7 separate regions of the Homo sapiens genome follow, and all the other regions are linked to region 1. The links are chromatin contacts, found by Hi-C or POLR2A ChIA-PET in ENCODE. All regions are on one chromosome and are shown on one strand. Each heading gives the region's core, a stretch centred on a gene start or an enhancer-like site at or near the end of the contact. The rest is flanking DNA. Distances are from core to core; before and after follow the strand shown.

The links. Hi-C counts contacts between places; a loop is a spot of excess contacts on that map. ChIA-PET counts read pairs that join two places held with the same protein, here RNA polymerase II (POLR2A). Pooled maps may share reads with other maps.
Region 2: a pooled map shows a loop between it and region 1 (5-fold over the local background). The contact joins the enhancer-like site here to the promoter of SLCO3A1 in region 1. A Hi-C loop is called at or near these places in 1 of 37 single-sample maps with no recorded cell type and 6 of 50 pooled maps. POLR2A ChIA-PET finds 5 or more read pairs at or near these places in 2 of 52 experiments (OCI-LY7 and activated CD4-positive, alpha-beta T cell).
Region 3: a loop to region 1 is called in a pooled map, with 6 times the contacts of the local background. The contact joins the promoter of MAN2A2 here to the promoter of SLCO3A1 in region 1. A Hi-C loop is called at or near these places in 1 of 168 maps with a recorded cell type or tissue (CD14-positive monocyte) and 2 of 50 pooled maps.
Region 4: a loop to region 1 is called in a map with no recorded cell type, with 5 times the contacts of the local background. The contact joins the enhancer-like site here to the promoter of SLCO3A1 in region 1. A Hi-C loop is called at or near these places in 3 of 37 single-sample maps with no recorded cell type and 8 of 50 pooled maps. POLR2A ChIA-PET finds 5 or more read pairs at or near these places in 1 of 52 experiments (activated T-cell).
Region 5: a loop to region 1 is called in a pooled map, with 16 times the contacts of the local background. The contact joins the promoter of PRC1 here to the promoter of SLCO3A1 in region 1. A Hi-C loop is called at or near these places in 1 of 37 single-sample maps with no recorded cell type and 7 of 50 pooled maps. POLR2A ChIA-PET finds 5 or more read pairs at or near these places in 2 of 52 experiments (H1 and activated T-cell).
Region 6: a pooled map shows a loop between it and region 1 (5-fold over the local background). The contact joins the promoter of VPS33B here to the promoter of SLCO3A1 in region 1. A Hi-C loop is called at or near these places in 1 of 168 maps with a recorded cell type or tissue (CD4-positive, alpha-beta T cell), 1 of 37 single-sample maps with no recorded cell type and 6 of 50 pooled maps. POLR2A ChIA-PET finds 5 or more read pairs at or near these places in 2 of 52 experiments (A549 and K562).
Region 7: a loop to region 1 is called in a map with no recorded cell type, with 4 times the contacts of the local background. The contact joins the enhancer-like site here to the promoter of SLCO3A1 in region 1. A Hi-C loop is called at or near these places in 1 of 37 single-sample maps with no recorded cell type and 8 of 50 pooled maps. POLR2A ChIA-PET finds 5 or more read pairs at or near these places in 1 of 52 experiments (activated CD4-positive, alpha-beta T cell).

Annotation. Positions count from the first base shown.
Region 1 is chr15:91,851,538-91,855,770 of GRCh38, forward strand. It overlaps SLCO3A1 (solute carrier organic anion transporter family member 3A1), which reads left to right and starts at 2,171. Exons shown (of 10, transcript NM_013272.4): 1 at 2,171-2,551. The coding sequence starts at 2,372. RefSeq lists silencers at 1,593-1,767, 1,636-1,775.
Region 2 is chr15:92,829,675-92,833,907 of GRCh38, forward strand. No RefSeq gene overlaps it. Among named protein-coding and RNA genes, the nearest start is that of CHASERR, 51 kb to the right of the region's middle. RefSeq lists enhancers at 2,015-2,064, 2,445-2,644, 3,401-3,460. Within about 2 kb of position 2,142, at least 41 of the 41 ENCODE cell types and tissues checked have a DNase peak (open chromatin) inside an H3K27ac peak, as active enhancers do; they include OCI-LY7, where a contact is called at or near this core.
Region 3 is chr15:90,901,299-90,905,531 of GRCh38, forward strand. It overlaps MAN2A2 (mannosidase alpha class 2A member 2), which reads left to right and starts at 2,004. Exons shown (of 23, transcript NM_006122.4): 1 at 2,004-2,134; 2 at 2,892-3,041; 3 at 3,953-4,210. The coding sequence starts at 2,910. RefSeq lists enhancers at 1,045-1,094, 2,935-2,994 and silencers at 1,265-1,534, 1,555-1,984.
Region 4 is chr15:92,802,483-92,806,715 of GRCh38, forward strand. No RefSeq gene overlaps it. Among named protein-coding and RNA genes, the nearest start is that of CHASERR, 78 kb to the right of the region's middle. RefSeq lists an enhancer at 1,960-2,009. Within about 2 kb of position 1,974, at least 34 of the 41 ENCODE cell types and tissues checked have a DNase peak (open chromatin) inside an H3K27ac peak, as active enhancers do.
Region 5 is chr15:90,992,601-90,996,833 of GRCh38, forward strand. PRC1 (protein regulator of cytokinesis 1) reads right to left here and starts at 1,935. Exons shown (of 15, transcript NM_003981.4): 1 at 1,807-1,935. The coding sequence starts at 1,817. LOC124903556 (a long non-coding RNA gene) reads left to right here and starts at 2,179. Exons shown (of 2, transcript XR_007064759.1): 1 at 2,179-2,335. RefSeq lists enhancers at 1,241-2,108, 2,109-2,975 and a silencer at 1,472-1,691.
Region 6 is chr15:91,020,473-91,024,705 of GRCh38, forward strand. It overlaps VPS33B (VPS33B late endosome and lysosome associated), which reads right to left and starts at 2,122. Exons shown (of 23, transcript NM_018668.5): 1 at 1,682-2,122. The coding sequence starts at 1,777. It overlaps VPS33B-DT (VPS33B divergent transcript), which reads left to right and starts at 2,150. Exons shown (of 4, transcript NR_110104.1): 1 at 2,150-2,268; 2 at 2,841-3,499. RefSeq lists enhancers at 1,206-1,822, 1,677-2,086.
Region 7 is chr15:92,617,443-92,621,675 of GRCh38, forward strand. FAM174B (family with sequence similarity 174 member B) reads right to left here. Exons shown (of 3, transcript NM_207446.3): 3 at 6-2,017. The coding sequence ends at 2,014. Among named protein-coding and RNA genes, the nearest start is that of FAM174B, 36 kb to the right of the region's middle. Within about 2 kb of position 2,334, at least 9 of the 41 ENCODE cell types and tissues checked have a DNase peak (open chromatin) inside an H3K27ac peak, as active enhancers do.

The DNA.
Region 1 (4,233 bases), core at 921-3,420:
GGAACAACATAAGTCCCAGCCTCCCCATCAGATGAACCACACTGCGTGATAAACGAGATAATATGTATGTAGTTATAAAGAACCTGGGCTATGATGGCAGACAACCTGGTTTTCAAAGACTTGCCCTGCCACTTACTAGACAAGTGACACTGGTCAGGTTAACCTTTCTAGGCCTCAGTTGTCTCATCTGTAAAACAAGGCTAATAATAGTATCTGGTTTAGAGGATTGCTGTGAGGATTACGTTGTAAATGCGGGTGAAGCACTGAGAATGGTGTCTGGCCATAATAAGCACACAGTAAACATTAGCTCTTGTTATTACAAAGAATGTAAATAAGAGTTGAAGACTATAAAGCACTCCGCACATTTCATTAGCAATGGGGTCACCATTCGTAGACAAGTCTCAGCTCAGCTTTGCAGCTTACCGTCACAGAGGCAGGGAACAGAGCTAGCTTGTCAAGGGTCTTCTCAGGAGGAAGTGGGGAGGTAGCCCATGAAGCAAAGTGATGGGGAGGGAAAGAGGGGGACATAAAGATCCTGCAGAGAAGTTGGCTCCGAGTGATAGGAGGGTGTGGGGAAGAAAGAAGGGGGCAGTAAGGATTCTCATTATAGGACTGGCCGGGAATGGTGTGACCACTGATTCAGGAAGTGGGGAAGACGGGAAGAGACTTCAAGTGTGGGGGGAGCCAATTCAGATAGGAGGTGGCCTAGACAAGGTGAGGGCATCTCAAAGCGACACCAAGCCTGGGTGAGATCACGTCTGGAGCCACAGAAGGATGAAGCAGTTTATATTTAAATGCCATGGCAAAACAACATCCCCACCATTACACCCTCCATTCTCATTCAAGTTCTTCGGGAGAAAGGAAAAATATGGTCGGGTTCATTGCTATTCAGTTTTGAAGTTGAGCCTGCATTTGGACACAGGCGCTTGGGAGAGTGGGTCATTTTCTTTGACACAATTATTAAGGAAACCGTTTTAAATGATTCCTTGAGTCCCCCAATGGCCCAGGTGGAAGGTGCTGTTTCCTGGTACCTGTCCAGCCCTCTGAGCTTTTCTCTCAGCTTCCAAACGCTGCAGTTGAGAACTAGCAGATCCTATTGGTAGTGCCCTGTGGCCCACACTCCTTGGTAACGGTGAGAGTGGGGAGTAATTAGGAGCGGCTGCCATGGGCCAGGCATTCAGGTCAAGGCCGAGGATGGTGGCCAGGGCCACAGAGCCAGGGGACGGGTGGGGACCCAGCAGGCCTGCGGCTGGCCGCTTGCTGAGCGCTCCAGCAGCGGGGCCCTGGGCGGATGAAGGGCCGGAGAAGGCCCTCTGCTGGGGCCGCGGCGATCTTGCAGCGCCTGGACACCGAGGCTGGGGCACTAACGGTCCGTGGGGCTCCCGACGTATTCCTCTAACTTCCCCTTTCTGTCCTTTCGGTCTGGGGCCTTTTCAACACCCCCTGTGGCCGGGGACAGCTGGGGCAGAAACCGGCAGGCGGCAGAAGCCTCAAGCAGCTCTGACCTCTGGCACCTCCCCAAGACCCAGAGCACAACATCTGTCCCCAGAAATCCCCGGGCGGAGAAGAGCGCGCGCCAAGCCCTTCCTGGGTACTCAGTATTCTCCCTTCCTGGGAACAGCCTGCCCTCTGAGGCCTGGGCACCCGGGTTCCCGAGCGCCGGGTCCCAGCCCCGCGGGGGCGCCTCCGCACCCCATCTCCGCGCCCGGCGCAGAGCCGCCAGTCTCCGCCGCGGGGCCCCGTGCCCCGCAGCGCCACCTAGGGGCCGGGCGCCGCCTCCCGCCCTCAGGGGCACCCCCCTTACTCCGCAAGGACTCCGGGTCTCCCCAGTTCTCCCGGCAGCCGGACCCTCCCAGCCTCGGCCGCCGGGCCGCCCTCCGCATCCCAAGCCCGCCTCCCGTGCCTCCCCGGGGGCGCACCGGCAGCGAGGAGCGGCTCGGCGAGGGCGCGCAGCGGCGGCCCAGGCCCAGGCCTTGGGGCTGGGGCTGAGGGGGTGAGAGCAGGCGCGGCCGGCGGGCAAGGGGAACCGGGCGATGGCAGCGGCGGGCGGCCGCGGGAGGCGAGGCAGCGGCGGCGGCGGGCGGCGCGACGAGCCCCTGTGATTGGCACAGCCGGAGCCGGAGGAGGAGGCCAGGGGAGGGCGGAGGCGGGGGAGGAGGAGGAGGAAGGGGCGATCGCGGCGGCGGCGGCGGCGGCGAGGAGCTGTGCCTTCCACCTCTCCAGCCCCGGCAGGACGGGGGCGGCCGCCGCGAACCCGGGGCGGGGACAGCACGCAGCCTCGAGGCGCGCACCCCCGCCCGGCAGCGGCCCCGACACCCGGGGCGAGCGGGAAAGCGGCAGCGGCGGCGGCGGCGGCGGCGGCGGGGGAAGGATGCAGGGGAAGAAGCCGGGCGGTTCGTCGGGCGGCGGCCGGAGCGGCGAGCTGCAGGGGGACGAGGCGCAGAGGAACAAGAAAAAGAAAAAGAAGGTGTCCTGCTTTTCCAACATCAAGATCTTCCTGGTGTCCGAGTGCGCCCTGATGCTGGCGCAGGGCACGGTGGGCGCCTACCTGGTGAGTCCCCGAGCCAACTCCGCCGCGGGCCCCTTCCCCAGCCCGGCTCTCGAGCGGCCGCCTGGCCCGACGAGGGGGCCGCCCGGCGCTGGGGGCAGGCGGGCATGACCTCGGCCCGGCGTGGAGGTTGGCGAGTGGTGCAGAGGCGGCCGCCGGGGGAGCTGCCGGCCGGGGCTGCCAGCGAGCGGGTAGCGGGCGGGACCGTTGATGCCGGTAGCAGCTCGCGCGCGTCCGGCTGGGGCAGGGGGTGCCGGGGGAGGAGAGGCGGCGGGCAGGTGGGCGTGAAACTATTCCTCTCCCCCCATAAGAGCGGAGCGAGACGGTGAGTTCAGGGTTCTCCTTGGAGAGGAACGAAAAAGCGTCGGGGTTTTCAGGTGACCTGCACATGGGAAGAAAAACCAGTTAGCATCCTGCGTCCTCTACTCTCCATTGCATCCTCCTCGAGAACAAATCTATTATGCATCATTTTCTCCGGGCGCTTTCTACATCCGCCAATTACAGGGGGATATAACAGCTTAGAGTGAAATGCGCCCTAGTGTGGCCCTGGCCTGAGCCGGGGCTGCAGGGGGAATATTGCCACCCGGTATCCCTATAGCCCTCTTTGAGCGTCTGGGATAAAGTTACGGTACCTAGAGAGCAGCTGCGAGTTTGTGTAGTTCCTGCTATCCACTCTTAGTGCTAAATTCCCCATCGTGGTCTGTCGCCTACAGAAGGTTGCACCATTTTCCACAATGAATATGTATTTTATTTGCCTCCAGAAAGGGGATGTTAATGCTCAGAGGGCCCATGGGTGCGTAACATTTCAGAGGAAACAGCTTGTAATGACTCAGCACTGTCAGGTACCTACTTTGTCGCTTTCGCCTCCTCTGCTCAGGTGGTCGCAACTTGAGTTCCAGAGAGCGTGCTTCCACACCTAAGTACAGTCCTGTCTAAACGGGAAATTTTTTTTGAGAGTTTATAGTGTTAAATCATTACTTGGCTATTGACCCGCAACTGGAATCAAATGTCATAGACTTTGAGTATTCCTGAGCAAGTTTGATGGAGATAGAATTGGACAAGATTTTGGCCATTGAATAACCACATCCAGAGATAGAACCACGCGTATCCTGATGCTATGATTAATCCCTCATTCCTGGCCTTGGGGTAAAGTTCATGAGGGCCAGACGCTGGGGGCTGTATACCATTCATAAACTATCTCTTAAGGCTCAGGGCTCACTGTTAAAGGGAAATACAAGCAGTGCTTGGTCTCCGGTGTTGAGGAAGTTAGGTGGTTGTGAGAGAGGGGGTCTTCAAACTCAGCTCTGTTCCTGGGGTGACAGAATTTCAGGGCTTTTGAAAATCAAATACATTTCTGTTGCTCATTCTGAGACGAAAAGCGTTTACATCCCGGTCTCTGTCTTGTGCATTCGTAACTTGTAGACTGCAAGTGAACCCTGTAGTCAAAAGCATACCTTGTTTTCTGTTCTATAAAATACACTTATTGTGTCTATAGTTATAATATGCAGTTGCAGACAGTACCTATTAGCCCTTGGAATTTGAGGGATAGGGGATAATTGTGTTTTGGGAGTCAGTTTATCGGCACTTCCTTAGGGGAAATTTAACTGTTAAAATATTTAAATAAGTACATGTATTACAGAGATGCAAATTCACATTAATAAAATATATGTGGGTCTGTACTGTGA
Region 2 (4,233 bases), core at 892-3,391, 980 kb after region 1:
TCTCGGCTCACTGCAACCTCTGCCTCCCGGGTTCAAGTGATTCTCCTGCCTCAGCCTCCCTAGTAGCTGGGACTACAGGCGCACGCCGCCACACTCAGCTAATTAAGGCACGTTTCTCAGAGGCTAGAAGCTGCCTAGAAGTTTTTTCACTCTGTTGGAAGAACCAAACCGTATGGCACATAGTAGGATTGTGTCCATCCTGCATGTCTCAAGTCACAATCCTCCAGATATTCAACCAAAGTGCTTGATTCTGTTGGCACAAGGACCATGAAATCTTCAGTAGCTAAGGAGACTCTTTGACAAATAGATTTATTGCATATGATGTAAAAGGGTCTCATTCAGAGAACTACACATTTACTACACATTTACTAGCTGTTAGATGTGAGAAATTGAAGCTTTGAGAATTGTCATTTTGTAAGCACGCTGTAATAATTGTGTTCTCTACAAAAATGGAGAAATACTTAATCTTTGCAGGTTTTTATTAGCTTCGAAAAAGGGAATACAAATATTTTGATACCTGACTTTATTTTAAAGATACTGGCAAGCAAGGAAAGATACTCAGTTTGCTAAATTATAGCATAGATTTGAAAGACGGAAATTTTTTTTTGTTATTTTGATTCTTTCTGATTCAGAACCTGCGTGAGTTTCCATTCCTGGGATAGAGAGCCCTGCCAAAGCCAACTCAGTCTCCTGTTATTGCAGAAATTTAAAGGTTACTTGAGCTGATTGATACCAATTAAAATAAAAGCATCTACTGCCATTTTATTAAACGCCCTATTTAATCTCCACATCCCAAGTTCATTCTCTCTCTCTTTTAAGGCTATACATGGGCCTCAACATTCTCTCTTCTTCAGTATCAGCTGTCCTCATCCCTATTCAAAGTCAGAATGACTTGGAATCTATTCAGGGCTGCTACTTAATTGGATGAAGAAAGTACTCTGTTGCATGCTAACCTCCCAGATTTGAATTAGAACCAAGGTCCTGAATCTACACAAGACCTTTTTCCCTTTCCTTTCTGCATTTATTTCTTTTTTTTCTACATCTTTCTTTTTGAATTTTTTTTTTTTTTTTTTTCTGAGATAGAGTCTTGCTCTGTCGCCAGGCTGGAGTGCAGTGGTGTGATCTTGGCTCACTGCAGTCTCCAACTCTGGTTCAAGCAATTCTCCTGCCTCAGCCTCCGGGTAGCTGGGACTACAGGCATACACCACCATGCCCAGCTAATTTTTGTATTTTTAGTAGAGATGGGGTTTCACCATAGTGGCCAGGATGGTCTCCATCTCTTGACCTCGTGACCTGACCCCCTCGGCCTCCCAAAGTGCTGAGATTACAGGCATGAGCCACCGCGCCCGGCCTCTTTTTGAATTTTTTTAAAAAAACACCTAAAGTTTAGGAAAGTATAAGAGGCCAAAGAAACAAGAGTTCAAAGAAACAAGAGTGTTATACACGCACACTTGCAGAAAGGTAGTAAAATATCTGTATAGTTCTGGCTGTCAAGCTTTTGGACTGAGATATGCGTAAGCAAGGCAAAAAGATCCCATAGTCCAGGAATATCAACCAGTCCAGTTTCCCAAGGAAACTAAAAGTAACTGAAAATGAGAAGGGTGCCATATAGGAAAATTGAAGGTGGGGCATAATTATTAATACACTGCTTTGGAAATGCTGGTATGGAAGATTCATATATGGACTTCAAAGCATACATGTCTTATACTTAGCTATGGGAAAATTATCATCAAAATCTTCATTTATACAAATCACGGGTATTAGAAATAAAATCAGGTATTGTGTACAGTCAGATCCCAGGTTTACACAAACTAGAGGTTTCAATTAAGTTTCCTTCATTTTATAAAACCATGACACAAGCTGTAAATAAAGGAGCTCTGGCTTTAGGCCTTCTTCTGTTTATAGACAGTAAATTTTAATCCTCTGTCCCTGCAGACCAACTCAAAGCAGTAACCTTGGCTACCGTTGCCGCAGAAGAAACACACCCTGCAGATTTCCAGTTCTATATTCAGTCTTAGAAAATTGGTCATGTTGAAAGGGAAAAAACAATTTTACTTTGCCTCAGTTATTGACACCAAGAAGCACTCCTCAGCCTGTTCAGAGGGGAAACAATGAGTCATTCATGCTGTCAGCCCAGGTGGTGCATGAATTCCAGACAGAGGCCGCTGAATTAACCCGTGGAGGCGTCTCTCTGAGCAGAGCCCGCAATGCGCCTGCTTGGGGCTCCCTGCAGCCTCTGGGGGAGGCAGGGCGGCCCAGAGCAGGCCTGTGCTGGAAAGGAACGCGAAGCCCTGTAACCAAGCCTGTACCTCTGCAGTGCTAGTCCCAAGGGGCCTCCGAGCTGTTTGTCACCATGTGATTGGCTCAGGAGAGGGGTGGAGAAATGAAAACACTCTGCCCAGGATATATTTAGTTGAAGTGCAGCTGGGGAAGTGCTTAAACAAGGGAGCTTTTGTCCTTATGTTGAAGTGTTTTTCTTAACTCCTCAAGGGTGAAAAACTTGAGCCACGTACTGATCCCATTCCCCCCCACCACCCCCAATATATTTTCTCTTCTTTAGGAAATGCTCTTATTCTGAAACTTTAGAATTTTCTAGGGTTTGTTGCATAAGAGGAAACTGAATAATTCTGATGCAGAACTGACACAAAATTTAAAGCACAAACTTTTAGTGGGAGACACAGTTAAGAAATTCAAATAATTTCTTAACACATTAGAAGTTTGCATTCTTGCCATTAATTTTCTGTAAGTTCAAACTGGAAATTGGCTATTTTCAAACGGCTTTACTTGAACTAATTTATGGAGTTAAAAACATAATTAAGTGTTATAAGCTGACAGAGCCCTGTTTCACTCGAGCTGATTCACGGTTTCCAGTAATGAAAGATATCCTTCTGCGCTGCTGAGCACAGCTTCTTTGCAACAGATGACTGATGAGCCGTGTAACGGCTCCTGTTCACATCCTCCTCAAAAAATGGCTGAAAACTGCCACCTTGCTGCAAGGCTTTATGTAAATACTGTATATTAGGGCACATTATCTATTATTAAGAAGTAATGTGGCTGGGCACTGTGGCTCATGCCTGTAATCCCAGCACTTTGGGAGGCCGAAGCAGGCAGATCACCTGAGGTCAGTTCAAGACCAGCCTGGCCAATGTGGTGAAACACCTCTCTATGAAAAATACAAAAATCAGCCAGGCGTGGTGGCGCATACCTGGAGTCCCAGCTACTCAGGAGGCTGAGGCATGAGAATCGCTTGAACCCAGAGGGGAGGTTGCAGTAAGCTGAGGTTGCACCACTGAACTCCAGCCTGGATGACAAAAAAAAAAAAAAAAAAAAAATAGCAACACAGGAAATATTTTCCATGAAAATTCCATTTGCAGTTATGAAGCAGGGGCAAAAACTTCTGGACAAGAAGCCCGTGGTTTTGTTGATACTAGCAAAGCAGGCTGTAATAGTGCTCTCCAGAGAAACAGAACCAGTAGGATGTGCATATTTATAGACAAAGATTTCTCTCTCTCTCTTTTTTTTTGAGACAGGTCCTTGCTCTGTCACTCAGGCTGGAGTGCACTGGCGTAATCTTGGCTTCCTGCAGCCTCAACCTCTCCTAGCTCAAGCAATCCTCCTGCCTCAGTCTCACGAGAAGCTGAGACTACAGGTGCATGCCACCATGCCCAGGTAATTTTTAATTTTTTGTAGAGATGGTGTTTTGCCATGTTGCCCAGCCTGGTCTCGAACTCCTGAGCTCAAGCCATCTGCCCGATTCAGCCTCCCAAAGTGCTGGGATTACAGGCATGAGCCTGACTGAGAGAGAGATTTTGTTTAAGGAATCGATCCATGCTTATGGAGGCTAAGTTCAAAATCTGCAGTGTGGGCTGGTAGGCTAGAGACCTAGAAAAGAGCCAGTGTTGTGGTTCAATCCAAAAGATGTCAGCTGACAGAATTCCCAGAATTTCTTCTTGTCTGGAGCCGGGAGAGCGAGAGGGAGTCTCTTGTTCTATTCAGGCCTTCAACTGATGTGATGAGGCCCACCCACAGTATGGAGGGCCATCTGCTGTACTTAATGTTCACCAATTTCAATGTTAATCTCATCCAAAAACACCCTCACAGACACATCCAGGAGAATCTTTGACCAAATGTTTGGGCACTGTGGCCTAACCAAGTTGACACATAAAAGTAACCAACCACAGGTTAACAAACTCATTTTAAAAAATTCATGTGTTAACTTCACTTGTTAAAGTA
Region 3 (4,233 bases), core at 754-3,253, 950 kb before region 1:
TGAGATATTGTCTCAAAAAAAAGAAATGGTCGTTAAATAAGAGATAGCATTGATCATTCTCAGCAAACTAACACAGGAACAGAAAACCAAACACCGCATGTTCTCACTAATAAGTGGGAGTTAACAATGAAAACACATGGACACAGAGAGGGGAACATCACACACCGGGGCCTGTCGGGGGTTGGGGGCAAGGTGAGGGAGAGCACCTAATGTATGTGGGGCTTAAAACCTAGATGATGGGTTGATGGGTGCAGCAAACCACCATGGCACATGTATACCTATGTAACAAATCTGCATGTTCTGCACATGTATCCCAGAACTTAAAGGAAAATTTTTAAAAATGAGATGGCATTATATATCTCATTAATCAGCTAAAACATTGTTTAAGCAATATCCAGCAGTTTGTTATTGATGGTGTAAACTGGTACAGTCTTTTGGGGGAGCGATAGTGTCATCAGTCATCTCTGTCCTTATCTTTTGCCCGGGTAACTTCACTGTTGCAAATTCATCATAAAATAACGTCTTAATCTGTTCGGGCTGTTAGGACAAAATACCATAAAGTAGGTAGTTTATCAACAACAGAAATGTATTTTCTCACAGTTCTGGAGGCTGGAAAGTCCATGATAAGGCATAAGCGGATTCAGTGTCGGGTGAGGGCCTGCCTGTGGTGCACAGATAGTGCCTTCTAGCTGTGTTCTCACGTGGTTGAAGGGGCCGACTCTCGGGGTCATTTGATACCGGCACTAATCCCATTCATGAGAGCTCTCCCTTCAAACTCTGTTCACCCCCAAAGGCCCATCTCCTAATACCATCATCACCTTGAGGGATTAGGATTTGAACATGAATTTGGGGGGTCACATTCAGATAATGTTATATATAACTTAAAAAGAACAAAAATGTGGAATTCATGGAGATGTTCATTGCAGTATGGATTACACTGAAAAACTGTAAACAACCTAGATGCCCAGTAAAAGGGAAACAGCCAAGAAAAGTCTGTGTCTTGTTCACTCGCTGGCAGGAAACATAGAGCAGGCACGGAAAGGAAAGGGACTCGAGGAATGCGCTGTACCGACAGGAGGCAGCACCCCTTTGCCCGAGGGGCGCAACGACAGAGACCTAAGGCTACCTGGGCCGGAGCCGGGTGAGGCCGCGGAGAACGCACCCCGCTACGCGTCTGCCGAGACGGAGGCGGGCGTTTCGACCACTGCCCGATCATGCGCTTACTCAAGTAGGATTCCGAAAAAATTCAGTCGCGCGTCCCTCCTGAGGTTCCGCAGCTGGCCAGGCCCGGCCCGGGCTGGTGCGGCTGCGCACTGCAGCCCAGCGGAGCGGGCCCGGGAGGAGCCGGGCGGGGACCGCGGCGGCCAGAGCTCCTGTCAGCTCCGCCGGGCACACGCAGGCCGGGGCGGGCGGCGCGGCTGTCCCCGCCCCGCACGCTGCTGGGCCCGGCAGCTTCAGAGGCTGGCGGACCCGCGCGGGGCCGGCGCAGCGGAGCGCGCCGGCGGCCCGGGGCCCAGCGGGAGCGCGGCAGCGGCGCGCGGAGCAGGGGGCTACGGGTGGGCGGGCGCCCGCCTTCGCCTGCGTCGCTGCCTGCACGCGGGCCGCCGTCCCCGGGCGTGTGAGAGCCGGCAGCTCGGCCGACTGGGCCCGGAGCGGCGCGGAGGCCGGGCGCTGACGGTAACGGGCCGGGTGCGCGCGCGGGAGGGCTCCGGCTGCCCCGACAGAGGCCGGGCTCGGGCGGCGGGAGTGCGAGCGCCACTGCGGCGTCAGAGGGGCCAGGAAGGGACAGGAGGCTGCCTGAGGCCCGTACCTGGCGCCTGTCTCTGCGGTCCCCGGGGCCGACGAAGTCGGAGCGGGTGGGGAGGGAGCCGGGCGGGCGGCCAGAGACCTGGCGGCAGGTGCCTGCCCTCTGTGATCCAACTCTCTCCCCAGCTCCACCCACATTGGCCTAGACCCAGTCTCTAAGGGCTGAAAATATTGCCCGGAAGCTCCCGAGCAGAATCAGATCGCGCTAAGTAGGGCACAACGCAGAGGCGACAAAGCTCCTCGGCCCCAGGGCCCGCGGAGCAGACTCCGGAGCGCGGTCCCGCCCACGCTCGGCTCCGCAGTTAGCGTCCTCCTTCCTCCTGAGCAGGCAAGCGGAGCCCGAGGGCGGTGGCGGCGGGGGGCACGGGTCCCCTGAAGTTGCCTCGCAGCTGAGCACTGGGCCCCGTCTCTCCCTTCCCAGGGGGCCTTCGGCGTCACTGCAGGCTTCCTAGGGGTCCCCTAAGTGCTCTGCAAACCGCGGCTGGAAGTTTCCCACTGCAGTGAACAGTAGAGAAACAGGGAGAACACACAGGGCTTGCTTTATGCTAGAAACACAAGCATCTTTCTTCTTTATTAGAAAGAAACTCATTCTGTGTTTCTGAGAAAGGATCGTGCCAGGCACTGTTTCTGGTGAGTGCCAGTTTGACCCGAAAGGGCACTGAGAAAGGCTTTCCTATCAGTCTCTTTGGGTTCTGGCTAAACTTTTAAATCAAACAAAATAGAGACTAGCTTATTCACCTGAAACTAGAAGCACATGGCCGAGGAGCCTGAACAGGCACCTCCTATCTAGGCAGGGAAGCTGTGTAATCAGGAGCTTGTGTGGTGCGCTCCAGTCGGAGCTGGGACTCTTATCCTGGGCCCGTTTTTCATAGCACCAGCCAAAGGAGAGCGTCCTCTCCACCCTAGCGGCAGAGCTGCTACCAGGACCAGGTGGGCCAGCCTCAGATGTGCTGCTTGTGCTACTTGGAGCCAGGCAAATGGGTGTTCCTTTGGAACAGCCCTCAGGAACTCACTGGGGTATTTGGTGGAAAGACTGCCACGGGCATTTTGCATGTTGGAGCTACAGATGGTGTCCTTCCTGCCAGGTGTGTGTGGAGGCCAGTATGAAGCTGAAAAAGCAGGTGACAGTGTGTGGGGCTGCCATCTTCTGTGTGGCAGTCTTCTCGCTCTACCTCATGCTGGACCGAGTGCAACACGATCCCACCCGACACCAGAATGGTGGGAACTTCCCCCGGGTGAGTCGTGCCTGGTTGCTAATTTCTTTGTATACAAGTCACCTGGGCTCAGGGTATGCACCTCCCACCCCGCCGCCTCCCCTCCCACCCCCCGCTGGAGGGTAATGTCAGTACAGGACAGGAGCCTTCCTTCCCAATAGTCAGGTTTTGTAGAAACCCTCAGCTAAAAACAGTGATGGCGAAAAGAAGGAAGGAAGAAAAAATGTCAATGGCAATGAGTATTGTCACTCTGTTCTCCTGAATTCTTTTCTTTCTTTTTTTTTTTTTTGAGACAGAGTCTCGCTCTGTCGCCCAGCCTTGAGTGCAGTGGCGCGATCTTGGCTCACTGCAACCTCCGCCTCCCAGGTTCAAGCAATTCTCCTGCCTCAGCCTCCCAAGTAGCTGGGACTACAGGAGCCTGCCACCATGCCCGACTAATTTTTGTATTTTTAGTAGAGACGAGACGAGGTATCGCCATGTTGGCCAGGCTGGTCTTGAACTCCTGACCTCAGGTGATCCACCCACCTTGGCCTCCCAAAGTGCTGGGATTACAGGTGTGGGCCACCGCGCCCAGCCCCTCCTGAATTCTTGGCAGACATTGCTAATTGATTGCAGCATTCTTTGCCATTAAGCCCCGCTGAAATCCTCAGCACAGGCAACACCGATTGTTGAGAATAGGTAGGTGAAAGGAAATCTTTGCCATCCCTGAGCTAGAGAGTGATGGTTCTCCCAACCCAAGTGGAGTGTAGTCCTCAGTGGTGATCTGCACAGCTCCCTTTATCTGAACGGTGTCATCTATCCCTCTAGGCTCATGGTCTGGCTTTGACTGATGAGGGAAGAATTGTACTCAGGCCTCAGCTGGTAGACCCCAAGCAGAGACCCTCCCTGTGGCATAAGGAGCTGTGTGTGATTGCTTTCTGGTTTTTTGGCAGAGCCAAATTTCTGTGCTGCAGAACCGCATTGAGCAGCTGGAGCAGCTTTTGGAGGAGAACCATGAGATTATCAGCCATATCAAGGACTCCGTGCTGGAGCTGACAGCCAACGCAGAGGGCCCGCCCGCCATGCTGCCCTACTACACGGTCAATGGCTCCTGGGTGGTGCCACCGGAGCCCCGGCCCAGCTTCTTCTCCATCTCCCCGCAGGACTGCCAGTTTGCTTTGGGGGGCCGGGGTCAGAAGCCAGAGCTGCAGGTAAGAGTCAGAGCTGGCAGGGA
Region 4 (4,233 bases), core at 724-3,223, 950 kb after region 1:
CTTTTTCTTCTGGTGTTGGTGGCAGTCCTTGGAGTTCCTTGCTTCATGGATGATACTTCACTCCAGTCTCTGTGGCAGAAATTCTCTGGTGTGTGTAGACAAGCCTTCCTCTGCCTCCCTCTTAGGAAGATACATGTGATAACACTTAAGGCCCACCCTGATCATCCAAAATCATCTCCCCATCTCAAGATATTTTTTTTTTTTTGAGATGGAGTCTCGCTCTGTTTCCCAGGCTGGAGTGCAGTGGCGCAGTCTTGGCTCACTGCATCCTCCGCCTCCCGGGCTCAAGTGATTCTCCTGCCTCAGCCTCCTAAGTAGCTGGGACCACAGGCATGTGCCACCATGCCCGGCTAATTTTTGAATTTTTAGTAGAGGTGGGGTTTCACCATGTTGGCCAGGCTGGTCTTGAACTCCTGACTTCAAGTGATCCACCTGCCTCGGCCTCCCAAAGTGCTGGGATTACAGGCGTGAGCCATCGTGCCCGGCATCAAGATCCTTAAATTAAGCTGGGCGTAGTGAGCCGAGATCATGTCACTGCACTTCAGCCTGGGCTACAAAGCAAGACTCCATCTCAAAATAAAATAAAATAAAATAATTTTTTTTTTTTTGAGACGGAGTTTCGCTCTTGCTGCCCAGGCTGGAGTGCTATGGCACGATCCTGGCTCACCACAACCTCCGCCTCCTGGGTTCTAGTGATTCTCCTGCCTCAGCCTTCCAAGTAGCTGGGATTACAGGCATGAGCCACCACACCCGGCTAACTTTGTTGTATTTTTAGTAGAGACAAGGTTTCTCCATGCTGGTCAGGCTGGTCTCGAACTCCCAGCCTCAGGTGATCTGCCCACCTCGGCCTCTCAAAGTGCTGGGATTACAGGTGTGAGCCACCACACCCTAAAATAAAATTGTTTTAAAAGTAAGATCTTTAACTTACACACCTGCACATTTGCAAAGCCCTAGTTGTTGGGGTTTTGTTTTTTTGTTTTTTTTTTTCTTTGAGACAGAGTCTCACTGGGATTGCAGGTGTGAGCCACCTTGCCCTGCCTGTGTTTTGGTTTTTGTTGTTTTTGCCAGATAAAGTAACATTCAGTTTCCACATATTGGGATATCACTGGGAGACCATTATTCAGCCCACCACACACATCCCCAAATCTACCAGGTTAAATGGAGGTAGATTTTTAAGCTTCCCAAGTAGCTGGGACTACAGGCATGCACCACTATGTCTGGCTAATTATTTTTATTTTTTATACAGTTGGGGTCTTGCTACATTGCCCAGGCTGGTCTTGAACTTCTAGGCTCAAGCAAACCTCCTGCCTCTGCCTTCCAAAGTGCTGGGATTACCGGTATGAGTCACCACACTGAGCAAGGGAGAAGAATTTTAAGAGTCCCTATAATAACTCCACACCTCTCTAAAAACCGCACTGCTCGCCCCTCCCCACTCCCACAGGTTTTGGAGTTTCTGACTCCTGAAAGAGAATGAGTCACAGACAGTTCCCGTCAGAAAAGACTATGTCCCTCCCACCTCTCATTTAGTTCCCGTTTGTTTAGGATTCAAGTGTCTTGGGCAGTTAGATAGCTCCCCAGCCTACCCAGTTTCCCTCTTGCCTCCCCTCTACTACCCCCAGAAATGCTTGTGCAATATTGGACTGACTCACCCAGAAATAACTCATGACTCTCCTTTGTTTACAGTTTAAGAGACTAGGGTGTTGAAATATCTCAGCAAAGGCCACTGAGGGACTCTTCAGTCCAGGGACAATGAAACACTGGACAACCTGGGAGGAGTTAGGTACATTCTCTGGCCTTCTCTCAGAGGGGCTTTTGCTGTGTTGTAACAGGCAGTGGAGTGTTGGTAAATATTTAACAAGGCATCTCCAAGGGGAAAAGCCTTAATATGTAGTGTTTACCTATTCCTGTGGTGTAAATACCCCTGCTATGGCCAGTTTCAAGCTACCAACATGATGTCATTGAAACCAAAGTTGGAAAGAAAAGTGCATCATCATTCTGAGCAGCTGACTCCAACACGCCACTGTAGCTCCACTGACCTAAGGGAAAACTGTCAGTCTTCACTCCATAAGGATGTACAGGCCCAGGGGCTGGACAATGTAGCTCTTGGAAGATCACAATAGAGTCAGTTTCCTAATTTCAGGGACCAACTGTTACTGCTAAGAATAAATGGGAGGCCAGGTGCAGTGGCTCACACCTGTAATCCAAGCACTTTGGGAGGCCGAGGCAGGTAGATCACCTGAGGTCAGAGTTCGAGACCAGCCTGACCAACAGAGTGAAACCTCGTCTCTACTAAAAATACAAAAATTAGCCAGGCTTGGTGGCGTGCACCTGTAATCCCAGCTACTCAGGAGGCTGAGGCAGGAGAATCACTTGAACCCAGGAGGCAGAGGTTGCAGTGAGCCGAAATCACACCACTGCACTCCAGCATGGGCAACAGACCAAGACTCTGTCTCAAAAAAAAAAAAAAAAGAACAAATGTGTAAAATAGTCACAGATCTTTACAATCCCATCCAGCGATGAGGTTCTAGGTACAAAACAAACATTAACATCTTTCTCCTCTGGAATCGCTTGAACCAAGGAGACAGAGGTTGCAGTGAGCCAAGATCGTGCCACTGCACTCCAGCCTGGGAATCAGAGTAAGACTCCGCCTCAGGAAAAAAAGAAAAAGAAATCTTTTTCCTCTGAACTCTCATCAAACTTCTATTTCTACATCTCTTTTGATTTTTTTTATTTATCTAACAATGACTGTGCCAAGCAATATTCCAAATAAGGTATATACCGTGACACAATCCAACCTCACAACAAGCCTACAGGCAAGTACTTTATGTATTTATTTATTTGTTTACTTATATATTTGTTGACACTGGGTCTCACTCTGTTGCCGAGGCTGGAGTGCAATGGCACCATCTGGGCTCACTGAAGCCTCGACCTCCTGGGCTCAAGCGATCCTCCCACCTCAGCACCCCCAGAGTAGCTGGGATTACAGGCACACGCTACCACACCCAGCTAATTTTTGTAATTTTAGTAGAGAGGGCATTTCACCTTGTTGCCCAGGCTGGTCTCGAACTCCTGGACTCAGGCGATCCACTGCTTCAGCCTCCCAAAGTGCTGGGATTACAGGAGTGAGCCACCAAGCCCAGCCTGGAACAAGCACTTTTTACAAATCTGTTTTACAAAGGAGCAAACTGAAGCGCTGAGAGGTTAAGTTACATGTCCAAAGTCACAAAGCCCTGAATTGCCTTTGCAATGCCCCTTAAAAAGTGGCAGAATAAATGCCCAACCCAAGAAGCTCTTCACATATTTGATTTAGATTCCACATAAAAATAAAAGCACTATGTATACATATTTACATATGGCATATTTATGATCTACTTTATAGTTATTTTGTAGCTGTTAGTAATGAAAATAAGAACAATTTTATACATCATGTGCTATGGAGAGACCACTAGACATGGTCATTGTTCAAAGGTCTAAACAGGAACTACATTTCTAAGAAATAGTTTATTTATTTTTTTTAGAGATGAGGTCTTACTATGTTGCCCAGGCTGGTCTTGACTCCTGAGCTCAAGCGATCCTCCTGCCTTGGCCTCCCAAAGTGTGGGGATTACAAGCATGAGCCATGGTGCCTGGCCCTAAGAAATAATTTAATATTTCATTATTAATAACAACACCTGAAATTTATAGAGCTTTTTTGTTTTGAGGCAGAGTCTCTGTTGCCCAGGCTGCAGTGCAGTCGCACTATCTCAGCTCACTGCAACCTCTGCCTCCTGGGTTTAAGCGATTCTCCTGCCTCAGCCTCCCAAGTAGCTGAGACTACAGGCACGTGCCACCACGCCCAGCTAATTTTTGTAGTTTTAGTAAAGATGGGGTTTCACCATATTGGCCAAGCTGGTCTTGAACTCCTGACCTCAAGTGATCTACCGGCCTCGGCCTCCCAAACTGCTGGGATTACAGGCGTGACCAACCGCGCCCGGCAGAGCATTTTATGTTTAAAACAGTTTTTCATGTGTAATCATGAGAGGATATGGAATCCGGAGCCAGTCAGACCTCAATTCAAATTCTGGTTTTAGTTCTAATACTGTTCTTAGTGTGTATGTATGTAGGTAGGCAGGTAGGTAGATCTTAGTGTGTATGTATGTAAGTAGGTAGGTAGATAGATAGATAGATAGATAGATAATTTTTATTTTTTTTGAGACGGAGTCTCCCTCTGTTGCCCAGGCTGCAGTGCAGTGG
Region 5 (4,233 bases), core at 685-3,184, 860 kb before region 1:
TGATCTTAAGATGCTTCAGAGCAATCATTATGAACAATTATCATGATACACTTAAATACTCCCTGGCTAAATTGTTTCAGATAATCCCCTAAAAGCAGCAAGTCTGAGTTTTTTTTTTAGATTCACTGAAAAAAATCAAGAGTGCATACAAAGACTACCACTCAAGGACAAAAAGGTTGTAAAATGAGTCAGTTTTTCCAGTCTTGAACATAAATCACTGGACTGGAAGGTATCTCACAGTGGTCCTTAAATTATTTTCTACCTTCAGGCAGCCTTCACTGATCCACTGCCCTATTTTTTCTTAGCATTCCAGAGAAGGAGCTTTGTTGATCTCCAGTTCAACCTGTTTCGGGGATCGATAACCATAATTAATTCTGGCCAGAGTTTCGTTTGAGCCTCAGAGGTCAAAGCTGCAGTGAGCAATCTCGCCACTACACTCCAGCCTGGGCGACAGAGTGAGACCCCGTCTCAAAAAAAAAAAAAAAAAAAAAAAAAAAAAAGTTAATTATATCCATTAGCCTGGAACCAACATTAAAGGGTAAGTTTTCTCCTGCTTCATTCAATCCCTTGATAGAGGAGATGCCTACATAATTCATAAACTGTTAATGGACTTTTTTTTTTTTTTTTGAGACGTAGTCTCACTCTGTCGCCTAGGCTGGAGTGCAGTGTCGAGATGTCGGCTCATGCAACCTCTGCCTCCTAGGCTGAAGCGATTCTCCTGCCTCAGCCTCCTGAAAAGCTGGGGGTACAGGCGCGCCACCAGGGCCAGATAATTTTTGTATTTTTAGTTAAGACAAGGTTTTACCATGTTGGCACTCAATTCTCATTATTCTGAGGGCAAGCATTTTAAAAAGACTGATCAGAATTAGTGATCATGAAATGAAGAATCTTACAAAGCCTTAGAACAATCAGTTCCACCAAAAACTACACATTATTTAACGCTGTATCATCAGAAAACTGCATCCACAACTTTTAGAAAATAAAGTTAATATTTGGAAGTCACAAGGTTGGTAAGTGGCAGTGTCACCGTCTGGTCCCGATTTCAAGTCGGACAGTCCCTCCCCAACACCGCCTAGGAAGTTATTAAAACGACCGGAAAAGAATTCCATAATCCGTTTCTTAACTTGCAAAGAAACAAAGCTATCTTTCCAATTCAAACAAAACGTTAACACCGCTGGCCAGATATAAAGAAAAACAACGGGCCGGGCACGGTGGCTCACGCCTGTAATCCCAACACTTTGGGAGGCCGAGGTGGCAGGATTACTTGAAGCCAGGAGTTCGAGACCAGCCTGGCCAACATAGACCGCGTTTCCACAAAAATAAAAAAAAAGAATAAAACAAAGAAAAACAACGATAAATAAACTTAACAGCTTTAAAGAAAAGCCACGACCACAGAAGGTTTACAACGAGTCATCTGCGCCAAGCAGCGGCACCTGAGACGCTGCGGGCGGGGAGGGTGGGGTCCGAGCGCCAGCGCTGACCGCCTGGGTGGAGGCCGCCCCGGGCCCCGGGCCTCGACTACCCTGCCGCGTCCGGGCACCGGCGCTCGGCTCCCACCCGGGCGTCTGAGCCTGCGGGCACCTGCGGCCGCCGGCGGACAGCGCGTCAGGTCTCACCGCCGCGGCCCTCGCACTGGCTCGCCGCCTCCAGACCCTGCCCCTCAGCGCCCCCGGCCTCCCTCGGCGCCGACTGCCGTGACGATCTAGGCCCGGGACCCCGCACGGGTCCCGCACCCCTGAACAGGCCCCGCAGCCGAAACGAGCGTCGCTCCCTCCCGCGTCCCCTCGATTTCCCCGCAACCCGCACCTTCTCCTCATGGCGGACGCTCCAAGCAGCCGTGAGTCCAGGTCCAGACCTACTCCACACGGCCCCGAGAGCAACAACCACCCGCAAACACCGGCGATGTCACTCCGCGTAGCCGCTCCGCGAGCCGTTGAGCCCCGCAAAATTTCAAACCGCGCCACGGGGCGAAGCCTCGTCGCGATTGGCGTCGCGTCCCGTCGCTCCAAGAAAATCCCCGCCCCTCGGGCTGAAGTCGCGGGTGCGCAATCGGGGTGGGGACTCGCGAGCAGGGCCTGGGAAGCGCCGGAGTGGCGGCGGGGGATGACGTCACTGTCTGTGAGTGGCCGGGCGTGGCCTGCGCCTCCCGCTTCCCTGGCTTGGCGGCAGCCTCAAGGGACTCCTCTCCCAAGCCAGCTACCTCATCGGAGCGCCGCCCCGCCTCGCCCCGCGCAGTTTGGATTCGAAGTGCGCGGGCGGGGAGGGAGTTGAGAGCACCGCGGCTACCTGGCTTCCCTGAGTCCCGGCTGCCGGGAACGGGCGCGGGGGTGAATAGGTAAGTTAGCGCCTAGTTTCCCTCGCTCATCCAAGAAGCGAAGCTTGGAATCGATCTTTGGTGGGACTCTTCCCCAGATGTAAGAAGCCATACACTAAAGGGGAAGGGAAGGAACATTGAGTCCTGCTCATGGGCCTGGAACGTTTCAACGCCAGTTATCCCATTTAACCTCCACAATCGCCATTGCAGAGGAAACGCAAAAAGATTTGAATGATTTGCCTAAGTCACGTTATCAAATTAGATGAGTTTCTAAATCGTTACATGAAAAATTTAAAACTCAAAATAGACATTACTTTTGTAGCCTCCTTTCCTCGATGAACATGTTACATCCCTAAATGCTTATATATCACCGTTTTTTCCCAGTGATTCATGGTGGCATGGTGGCATGAATCCTGGTGTGTAGATATCTCGCCCATTCTGCTATTGATATTTAGATGATAATTTAAAAGATAAGGCTGGGCTGAATATCTTCATACATAAATCTTTGTGTATGTATGTATTTATAAATGCATCCTGCATTTTCGTACGGCTGATTCCTAGAGGTGTAATTACTGAATGCTCCCTTTATTAATTTGCCTTCTGCACAAAGCCTCACCGGAAAAGTACCCTCCTTTTGTTACCCTCAGCAGGGCTGAATTCTATTGTACTTCTAAACATCTTTGCTCATTTTGTAGGTAAAATAATAATACTGGCATTTCCTTGTTTGGCACTTGATTATAATTGAAATTGCACATTTTTCGTGTTTATTGGCCAACTGTAACTTAAGTGAATCCTCTTCATATGCCTTTTCCCTAAAGGTAAAGGATGCTTGTTTGCTTCACCTTCAGAACCATATTTTTCTTATTTTCAGAAAAACTTCATTAGTGCTTTCAATGTTCTTTTTACTTTTTTTAATTGAGACGGAGTCTCGCTCTGTCACCCAGGCTGTAGTGCAGTGGCCCAATCTCAGCTCACTGCAACCTCCGCTACCTGGGTTCAAGCAATTCTTGTGCCTCAGCTTCCCGAGTAGCTGGGACTACAGGCACGCACCACCATGCCTGGATACTTTTTTTTTTTGTATTTTTAATAGAGACGGGGTTTTGCCATGTTGGCCAGGCTGGTCTTGAACTCCTGACCTCAGGTGATCCGCCTGCCTCGGCCTCCCAAAGTGTTGGGATTACAGGCGTGAGCCAACGCGCCCGGCTTCCATGTTCTTTTTAACTTGTCAGCAGCATGCCAAACATTCACAGCACCAACACAGTGGGCGACAGGCACCACTTTTTCAATTTCCTTGCACTCTGTGATTAACATTGACACCACTAATAGAGTAGATGGTAGCACTACTTTTAAAATTTACTTGCATTCTTTGTTGATTAAATTAACAGGAGAGCTTTTCAGAAAGCTTCACAAATTTGTGATCTTCATACTTGTTCTTAGCACCAGCATTATGAAGTATCCAAAGAAAAGGCAATTTTTTCTCTCTTGTCCTTTACACTGAGGTGCTGAGGCTAACAAAGTCATAGAACTGATGCAAAGATATCCATTCAGAGCATAAACGCAGCATGTAAAACACTGTGTAATACGCGTTTATAATATATGACCTTAGCCTGGGCACTGTGGCAAAACCCTGTCTCTATAAAAAATACAAAAATTAGCCAGGTGTGGTGGTATGAGCCTGTAGTTCCAGCTACTTGGGAGGCTGAGGTGGGAGGATCACTTGAGCCCAGGAGGTCAAGGCTGCAGTGAGGCATGGTCACGCCACTGCACTCCAGCCTAGACGACAAAGCAAGACCCTTTCTCAAAAAAAAAAAAAAAAAAAAAAAAAAATCCTATTACAGGGTCATATATTTCTACTGGATGGAAGTGCAATGTTTTGCCACTGTTTAATCTTTTTCTGATGCCACCTATTCTTTCTGTGA
Region 6 (4,233 bases), core at 872-3,371, 830 kb before region 1:
GTCTCCTCTACTTGATCTCACCTGAACTAGTGGCTTTAACTAGCACCTCTTTTAAATTCTTCAGACATTGTTGCAAGTCTTTTATGTGCATGTCACTGTGCAAGCACTAAGTATTAAAGAGAAAGAAGCCGGGAGTGGTAGCTCAAGCCTATAATCCCAGCACTTTGGGAGGCTGGGACGGGCAGATTACCTGAGGTCAGGAGTTTGAGACCAGCCTGGCCAACATGGTGAAACCCTATCTCTACTAAAAATACAAACATTAGCCAGGTGGGCTAGCGTGCGCCTGTAATCCCAACTACTGGGGAGGCTGAGGCAGAAGAATCGCCTGAACCCGGGAGGTGGAGGTTGCAGTTAGCCAAGATCGCGCCACTGCACTCCAGCCTGGGCAACGGAGTGAGACTGTGTCTCAAAAAAATAAATAAAATAAAATAGAAATAAAATCTGGTCTAAGATGCCCTGCAGTTCTCATCTTGATCCATCTTCCTTCCAGTCCTCACAATGCAGCTGCAGTTCTACATTTCTATCTGCTGGATGTTACAAGCTATATTTCTTACGGGCATCTTAACTTCCCCCATCCAAACCCAAACAAATCAACTTCCCCCATCAAACCTGTTCCTTTTTCTAATTATTTTTCTCATTTCTATTCAATGTTAATACAACAAATATTTATTAAGCACATGGTGTGTGCTTGACTCTAAGCTAGGTACTCACTAGGTAGTGTTGAACAAAACAAACATGATCCCTGCCCACCTTCCAGTCTAATGAGGAATACAGACATAAAATGAATAACTAAATGATTACACAAGTAATCCATTAAAATCACAGTGGCAGTATTATTTTCCTAATAACCCAGGTTAAAAATCTCACTCATTTTTGCTTCTCCTTCAACATTTATAACCAATCAGTAAGTCTTTGAGTTTTCTTTCACCATAACTTAAAAATCCATCACTTTCCTTCATTCCCACTGCTACCAATTTTGTGTGGGCCTTTATTTCTTGTCTGATCTACGGTCTCCTAACTGGCCTTCTTGTTGCCCATTTACGCCACCACACACATCACTATTAGAATCATCAAGTATTGTCTCATGCCACAAATGGAAAAAAAATTTTTTTCAGTGGCTACTGTGTAACTGCTGATGGGTGTCTTCCCTTACATGCCTTGTCTTTCCCTGGTTTGCCAACTTTGCTCCTACCAATCTATCTGCCTGGAGCATGCTTAGTCTCCAAAGAAAATATGCTTATTACTCACACTCACTTCCTTGAAGCTCCTAGATCATCACCCCAACTAGAAATGATCACTTACTGTGAACTCTTCGGGTACACTAGCTCTATCACTCATTTACCACCTGTGTGTGATAATTTGTGCTTCATACAGCTCCTACTGGAGTGGTAAGATCCCTAATGGCAAAGATGTCTTAACCATCTTTCCGTCCCTAGGGATGCCTGGCACTAATGGTGTCTCCCTTGCCTGTATGCGGGGTTGGGGGGTGATTTCCATTAACTCTCTGGCCAGGTTCCAAACAGCTCTTACTACTCCCTGGATTCATTCTGGACCTGCTGGGGAAGCGCCAAGGACAATACCAGGGGCCAAGAACAAGATCAAAGGGGCACGGCAAGGAAGAAATGTGCATCCAATGAGTGCTAAACTGTAGATGCGATAAAGGCGTCAGGCAAGCACTGACCTGCTCCAGCAGATAGATGAGCTGGTCTCGAGCCAGCCTCTTCAGCATGGAGAAGTCAGGCAGCTCAGGGGCGTCCGGCCGATGGGGAAAAGCCATGGCAGCGGTCACCTGCGCCGCGGGGTGGAAGGACGCCCTTCGTTCTGAGAAGGCCGGCCGCAGCCCAGGGAAGCGCAAGGGGGGCTATCCTTCAGGCCTGGGCACCGACTTCCAGAGACCCCAGATGGGCCCTCGCTCCTCAGCAGCACTCCAGGAATGAATGGCCACCTCCAGGCAAGAGAGCTACTACCTCGGAGCAGCCTTGTCTCAGACCTGCAGCCACCGTGTCTCGACCCTCCCTCCCTGATCCACTCTGCCCGTCAGCAGGATTCCGGTCTACACCCCGCAGAGACTCCGCAGCGTACGAGGAGAACCCCGCCTTCTACCAGAAAAAGAAGCGACTTCCTAGATCTCCCGGAAGTCCCTTTCGCTCCCAGCGCTTCGCGTACCAGGAAGGGGACGGCGTCCTGAAAGGGACATTTGAAAAACGGAGGCAACGCGTCTATTAATTAGGTGGCGGCGCCTGGGGTCGCAGCACTCCAGAGGCTGAGGTGGGAGAATCGCTCGAGTCAGGGAGGCGGAGGTTGCAGTGAACTGCGATCGCGCTACTGCACCCCAGCCTGGGCAACAAAGCTAGACCTTGCCTCAAAAAAAAAAAAAAAAAAAAAAAAAAAGACATAATGAATGCATCAGGCTAGCTAACAATACCTCAACTCTGATCAATCATACCATCATATCATTTCCTGGTGAGATGCATAGGAAATACAGAGCATCACCTATTGCCAAAAATTGAACCTAATCAAGCCTCAAGATCTAACTACCAGTTTATAGGCTATATAGAGATTAGCAGGAATATGTTAAGACACCAAAGGTATGAAATCAACCATATCCAAAATGTAGGAAATTATATGGGACAAATGATCTGTCGTCTTCAAAAAAATGGCAAAGTGGGAAATGTGGGAGGGGAAAACACTTCAGAATAAAAGAGATTTAAGAGATGTATCAACAAAATGTTTCAATGTGTGGATCTTTTTTGGATAATAATTCAAAGATAACTGATTTAAGGAATTACTAAAACTTTTCGGGTATTGTATTTCTTTTCTTCTCTTTTTTTTCCTGACAGAGTCTCGCCCTTTTGCCTAGTGGAGGAGCTCGGCTCACTGCAAGCTCCGCGCCACAACCCCCCTGCCGCCCCAGGTTCAAGAGATTCTCCTGCCTCAGTCTCCCGAGTAGACTGGGATTACAGGCGAGTGCCACCATGCCCGGCTAATTTTTGTATTTTTGGTAGAGACGGGGTTTCATTATGTTGGCCAGGCTGATCTCGAACTCCTGACCTCAAGTGATCCGCCTGCCTTGGCCTCCCAAAGTGCTGGGATTACAGGCGTGAGCCACAACGTTGGGCCAGGTATTGTATTTCTATGTTATTATTATTTTTTGTATTTCTATGTCATACAGGCTTGTATTTCTGTTAAAAACAAGTCCTTATCTCTTTGAGATACATACTGAAGTTTTTACAGGTGAAATAATTTGGCCAGGAGTAATGGTTCATGTCTCTAATTCCCACCACTTTGGGAGGTCCAGGTCGGGGTCGGGGGGTTGCTTGAGGCCAGGAGTTTGAGATAAGATTGGTCAACTACAACACATAAAAAATAGCCAGGCATGGTGGTGGGCACCTTTAATCTCGATACTTGGGAGGCTGAGGCAGGAGGATCACTTGAGCCCAGGAGTTTGAGGCTGCAGTGCGCTACGATCATGCTACAGCACCCCAGCCTGGGCAACAGAGTGAGACACCGTTTGTTTTTTCTTTTCTTTTTTTTTTTTTGAGACAAGGTCTGGCTTTATCTATCACCCAGGCTGGAGTGCAGTGATATGTTCTGTCTCTTTTTTTTTTGAGATGGAGTTTCGCTCTTGTTGCTCAGGCTGGAGTGCAATGGCACGATCTCAGCTCACTGCAACCTCCACCTCCCAGGTTCAAGCGTTTCTCCTGCTGCAGCCTCCTGAGTAGCTGGGATTACAGGCATGTGCCACGCACCCAGCTAATTTTGTATTTTTAGTAGAGACAGAGTTTCTCCATGTTGGTCAGGCTGGTCTTGAACTCCTGACCTCAGGTGATCTTCCCGCCTCAGTCTCCCAAAATGCTGGGATTGTAGGCATGAGCCGCCATGCCTGGCCCGATCTGTCTCTTAAAAAATAAAAAAAAAAACTAAAATATGTTTGGGATTTGCTTTAAAATAACCCAGGGGGAGATGTAGGAACATTCAGGAAAAAGATTGGGCCAGGCACGGTGGCTCACGCCTGTGAACCCAGACCGAGGCAGGTGGATTGCTTGAGCCCAGGAGTTCAAGACCAGCCTAGGCAACACAGTAAGACCCCCATGTCTATAAAAAAATTAAAAAATGATTGGCCATTTGTTAATTGTTAAAGCTGATGGGTACATGGGGGTTTATTGCATTTTAGTATTCTACGTCTTTATTTAGAGATGGAGTGTTGCTCTGTTGCCCAGGTTGGAGTGCAGA
Region 7 (4,233 bases), core at 1,084-3,583, 770 kb after region 1:
CATGGTTTGTGTGTAAAGGGTTTTTATTGGAGAGCCTGTGGCGCTGAAGTGCCACCAAGGATTTGGAAGGTCACTTTCAGCAGCCGCCATTTCTGCCAGGACCAGTGGCAAGCACCTGGCAGATGGAGCCCGGGTGTTTCTGCGTAAGGCAGAGGAATCCAGCTTTTCCATGAGATTCAGCTGCAGTTGTCGAAAACCCTGTGTGAGCCAGCAGTTCCAGTTCAAAGGTTGAGGGGGCGAACAGCTGCGAGGTGGCCAGGCTCCCGTGAGTCACCACTCAGGCCTGAGTACACCGTGGAGAGGAGAGATAAAGCAGCCACGGCTGTTCTGTTGCCAGTCCCACCCCTCTGGCAAACAGATGGGGGAAAACAGAGAAGGAAAGTCAACAAAGAAGGTGAAATGCAGGGAGCAGAGACTACACGCAGGCCCCCCGTGGCTGGCAATACCATGCGTGCTGGGCCGGCTGCGCCACCCTCACCCAGGGCTTCCCACGGGCTCTGCTCTTTCCTGCAGAGGCGAAACTGCCTTCCTGGCAGGCGGAGGCTGCCGAGCTCCCATGCCCCTTCCCACATATCCCAACTCTTCTCAGAAAACTGAAGAACCGAAGATGGAGGTGAGTCAGGAAAGGCTGGAGTTTTCATCCAAAAAAAAAAAGAGCAGGACAATAAACAGGCAAATACACAAACCCTGGAGCAAAGCCAGGAAAAAAGGGGGAGATAAAAAATAAAAAAATAAAAAACACCTTTCTAGAGAGAGCAAAATCCCAGGGTCCCGAAGGCACTGCTAATAGACTAATAGAAGCATCTTTGTTGCAGCCAATCACCTCTAGCCTGGGAACACCGCTAGTCAGGAGGCCTCAATCAACCTGAGAAGTCAGCCCAAGGCCCTGTCTCCAGAAGCCAGCAGCAGATCCCTGGGTCATGTCACAGGCAAGTCCTCACTTCACCAGCTCAGAGGTGAGCCACTCTCACCTGAACCTCTGCCTTCCGGCAGGGACCTCCTGGGTCCTGTGGGGTCTCCTGGGTCCAGGTGGGTTCCTAGTCCAGCCCCGTCTAGACTGACTTCAAATATAGTCCCCTGACAGTGTGATTTTTTCCAGCCAGCCAAATCACCGTTCATTTTTAAAATGGTTTTTAAAAATTACATTTCTAAGGCAAACAACGTAGAACTGTGACAGAGCAGAGGAACAACAAAAAAGCACAAAGAATGTTGCTAATCACAGGCTGCCTAGCACTTTCCTTTCCCTTCAGAGAAGGAGAAACTGTTTTATAGGTATCACACACGTGCACACGCACACACGTGCACACACACACACACACACACGCACAGTTTTTCCCTGATACTGGAAATTCTTTGTGAACTAGCCACGCTGATTTCTGCTGAACCTTTTTTTTTTTTAAAAAAAAAAAAAAAGGAAGAAAGAAAAGGAGCCACAGACGTGTCCAGGTCTGGAAGGGGCTGACCAGCTCTAAGCACATCCACCTTGAACTCTGACACAGGTAACGCCAAAATGAGGCCAGGACCTGACCAAGCCAAAAAAGCAGCAAAGGATCAGATGGGGTCCAATGTGTAGATCCAGTAGAGAAGAATGTCGGAAATTCTAAATACACAGTTGGACATCCTTCAGGCTTGTTTTAGATTCTTGATCCTCCTGATCTCTTTTACTATTGTCAACAATTGTCTTAAAAAAACTTCTTTAAAATCAACATGTTTCTACCCTTTGCTCCTTAGCAAGGCACAAAGCCTCTTACATGGGGAGTAGAAGTAGGGGGCACTTTAAAGGGATGCCCAAAGGGTGGCAGAAGCAACTCCATTGTGGTGACGTGGAAACGAGCTTGCCAGTGACAGTCTGAGCAGATGCCTGACACGCACGATGGAGCTGGGGTTTTATACATAACGTTCGTTTTGGTTTCAACACCTCCGACGCAAGAGGGCTTCCAGGTCCAGTCCTTCACACCCCAGGTTGCAGCTGACCAACTTTCCACAGGATGCCACCAGGCTGGGAAACAGGTTTTACCTAAAAGAAAGGGAAGGACAAGAGTAAGCCCCTTCTGGCAGAGCCTCGCACCCATTCTGACCCCTCCTGAACATCTCTATCCCTCACCCTCTCAGCCAGTGAAAAGGCCACAGTCCCCAGCCACAGGACCTTTGAGCGTGCTGTCTGGAAGGCGCAATCCACTCTTCCAGCAAACCCCCTCCCTCCCCACAGTTCCCAACTAAGGATCCCTCCCCCAGCTCCCCACACAGACTCCCTAGAACACAACCTCTTTCTCCTTATATCCCTCTCCTTGCCAGCACTTCCAGGGTGTTTACACTAGGGGTTGGAAAACTTCTTCTGTGACAGTCCAGAGAGGAAATATTGTAAACTCTGCAGATCCCACAATCACGGTGATAACTCCTCAACCCTGCTGTTGGGGTGGAACAGCAGCCACAGCAAGAAATGCTTGGCCATGGCTGTGTTCCAGTACAATGTTATTTATAGACACTGAAATTTGAATTGCATGTTACTTTCTCATGTCATAAAATAGTATTCTTCCTTTGGTTCTTTTTCAACCATTAAAATGTGAAAATCATTCTTGGCTCCTGAGCTGTACAAAAACAGACAGTGGGCTGGATTTGGCCCATGGGCCATAGTTTGCTGACTCCTGGTTTATGTATCTGAGTAGTGTTGGTCTCTTGCTTAGACTGGGAGCTTGAGACAAAAGCCACATCTAAGCTTCCTTACCTTTAAACCCCGGGCCCACACCACAGTGTCAGAAAACATAAGAAGTACAAGAAATAAGTTTAGGCCAGGCACGGTAATCCCAGCACTTTGGGAGGCCGAGGCGGATGGATCACAAGGTCAGGAGATCGCGACCATCCTGGCTAACATGGTGAAACCCCATCTCTACTAAAAATACAAAAAATTAGCCGGGAGTGGTGGTGGGTGCCTGTAGTCCCGGCTACTCAGGAGGCTGAGGCAGGACAATGGTGTGAACCCGGGAGGCAGAGCTCGCAGTGAGCAGAGATCGCACCACTGCACTCCAGCCTGGGCAACAGAGCAAGACTCCGTCTCAAAAAAATAAGCATAAGTTTAAAAACTAAATCTGTGGCCAGGCTTGGTGGCTTACGCCTGTAATCCTAGACCTGTGGGAGGCCACGGCGGGTGGATCACTTGAGGTAAGGGGTTCGAGACCAGCCTGGCCAACAAGGTGAAAACCTGTCTCTACTAAAAATACAAAAATTAGCCAGGTGTGGTGCTGCACGTCTGTAATCCCAGCTACTTGGGAGGCTAAGGCATGAGACTCACTTGAACCTGGAAGGCAGAGGTTGCAGTGAGCTGAGATGGCGCCACTGCACTCCAGCCTGGATGACAGAGCAAGACTCTGTCTCAAAAAAAAAAAAAAAAAAAAAAAACTGACTCTGCTCAAGACATCATCTAAAGGGACTTAGAAAAGGAGGGAAAATTTGACCAGTTAAAGCTGCCACCATCACCTCCTGATGTTTGATTATGGGCATTATATAATCCCATGAGCAAAAATAACAAAGATTTAATAGAATTTACAAAATAATGAACTTCCTGTCATAATATTACATAATACCAAATATATTACCATAACAGGTAGCTATTTACTAGAAGATGTAAACATCCTATTTTTAGGAAATAGATACTTAATCATTTGCAGGAAAGGGCCATGGTATACATAACTTACCCTCTAATGGTTTAGTAAAAACCATTTGTGTGCACACACATACATATACACACGGATGAATCAGAAAGCAAACAGGCAAAAAATGTTAACAGGAAAATATGAGTTAAAAGTATAGGGTGTTCCCTACGCTATTTTTATTTTTGCATGAAGTTTAATTTTTTTTCCAAATAAAAAGTTGTTTAAAGAGAAAACATAAGCCAGGCACAGTGGGTCGCGCCCGTAATCCCAGAACTTTGGGAGGTCAAGGCAGGAGAATCGCTTGAACCCAGTAGTTAGAGACCAGCCTGGGCAACATACTGAGAGCTTGTCTCTACAAAAACTACAAAAATTAGCTGGACATGGTGGCTTGTGCCTGTAGTCCCAGCTACCCAAGAGGCTGAGTGAGATGATCACTTGAGCCTGGGAAGTTGAGGCTACATTGAGCCAATATCTTGCCACTGCACTCCAGCCTGGGTGACAGAGCAAGATCGTCTCAAAAAAAAAAAAAAAATTGAGTATCTTCATATTAGCCACTAAAGTCCCCTACTCAACAGACTAGAGA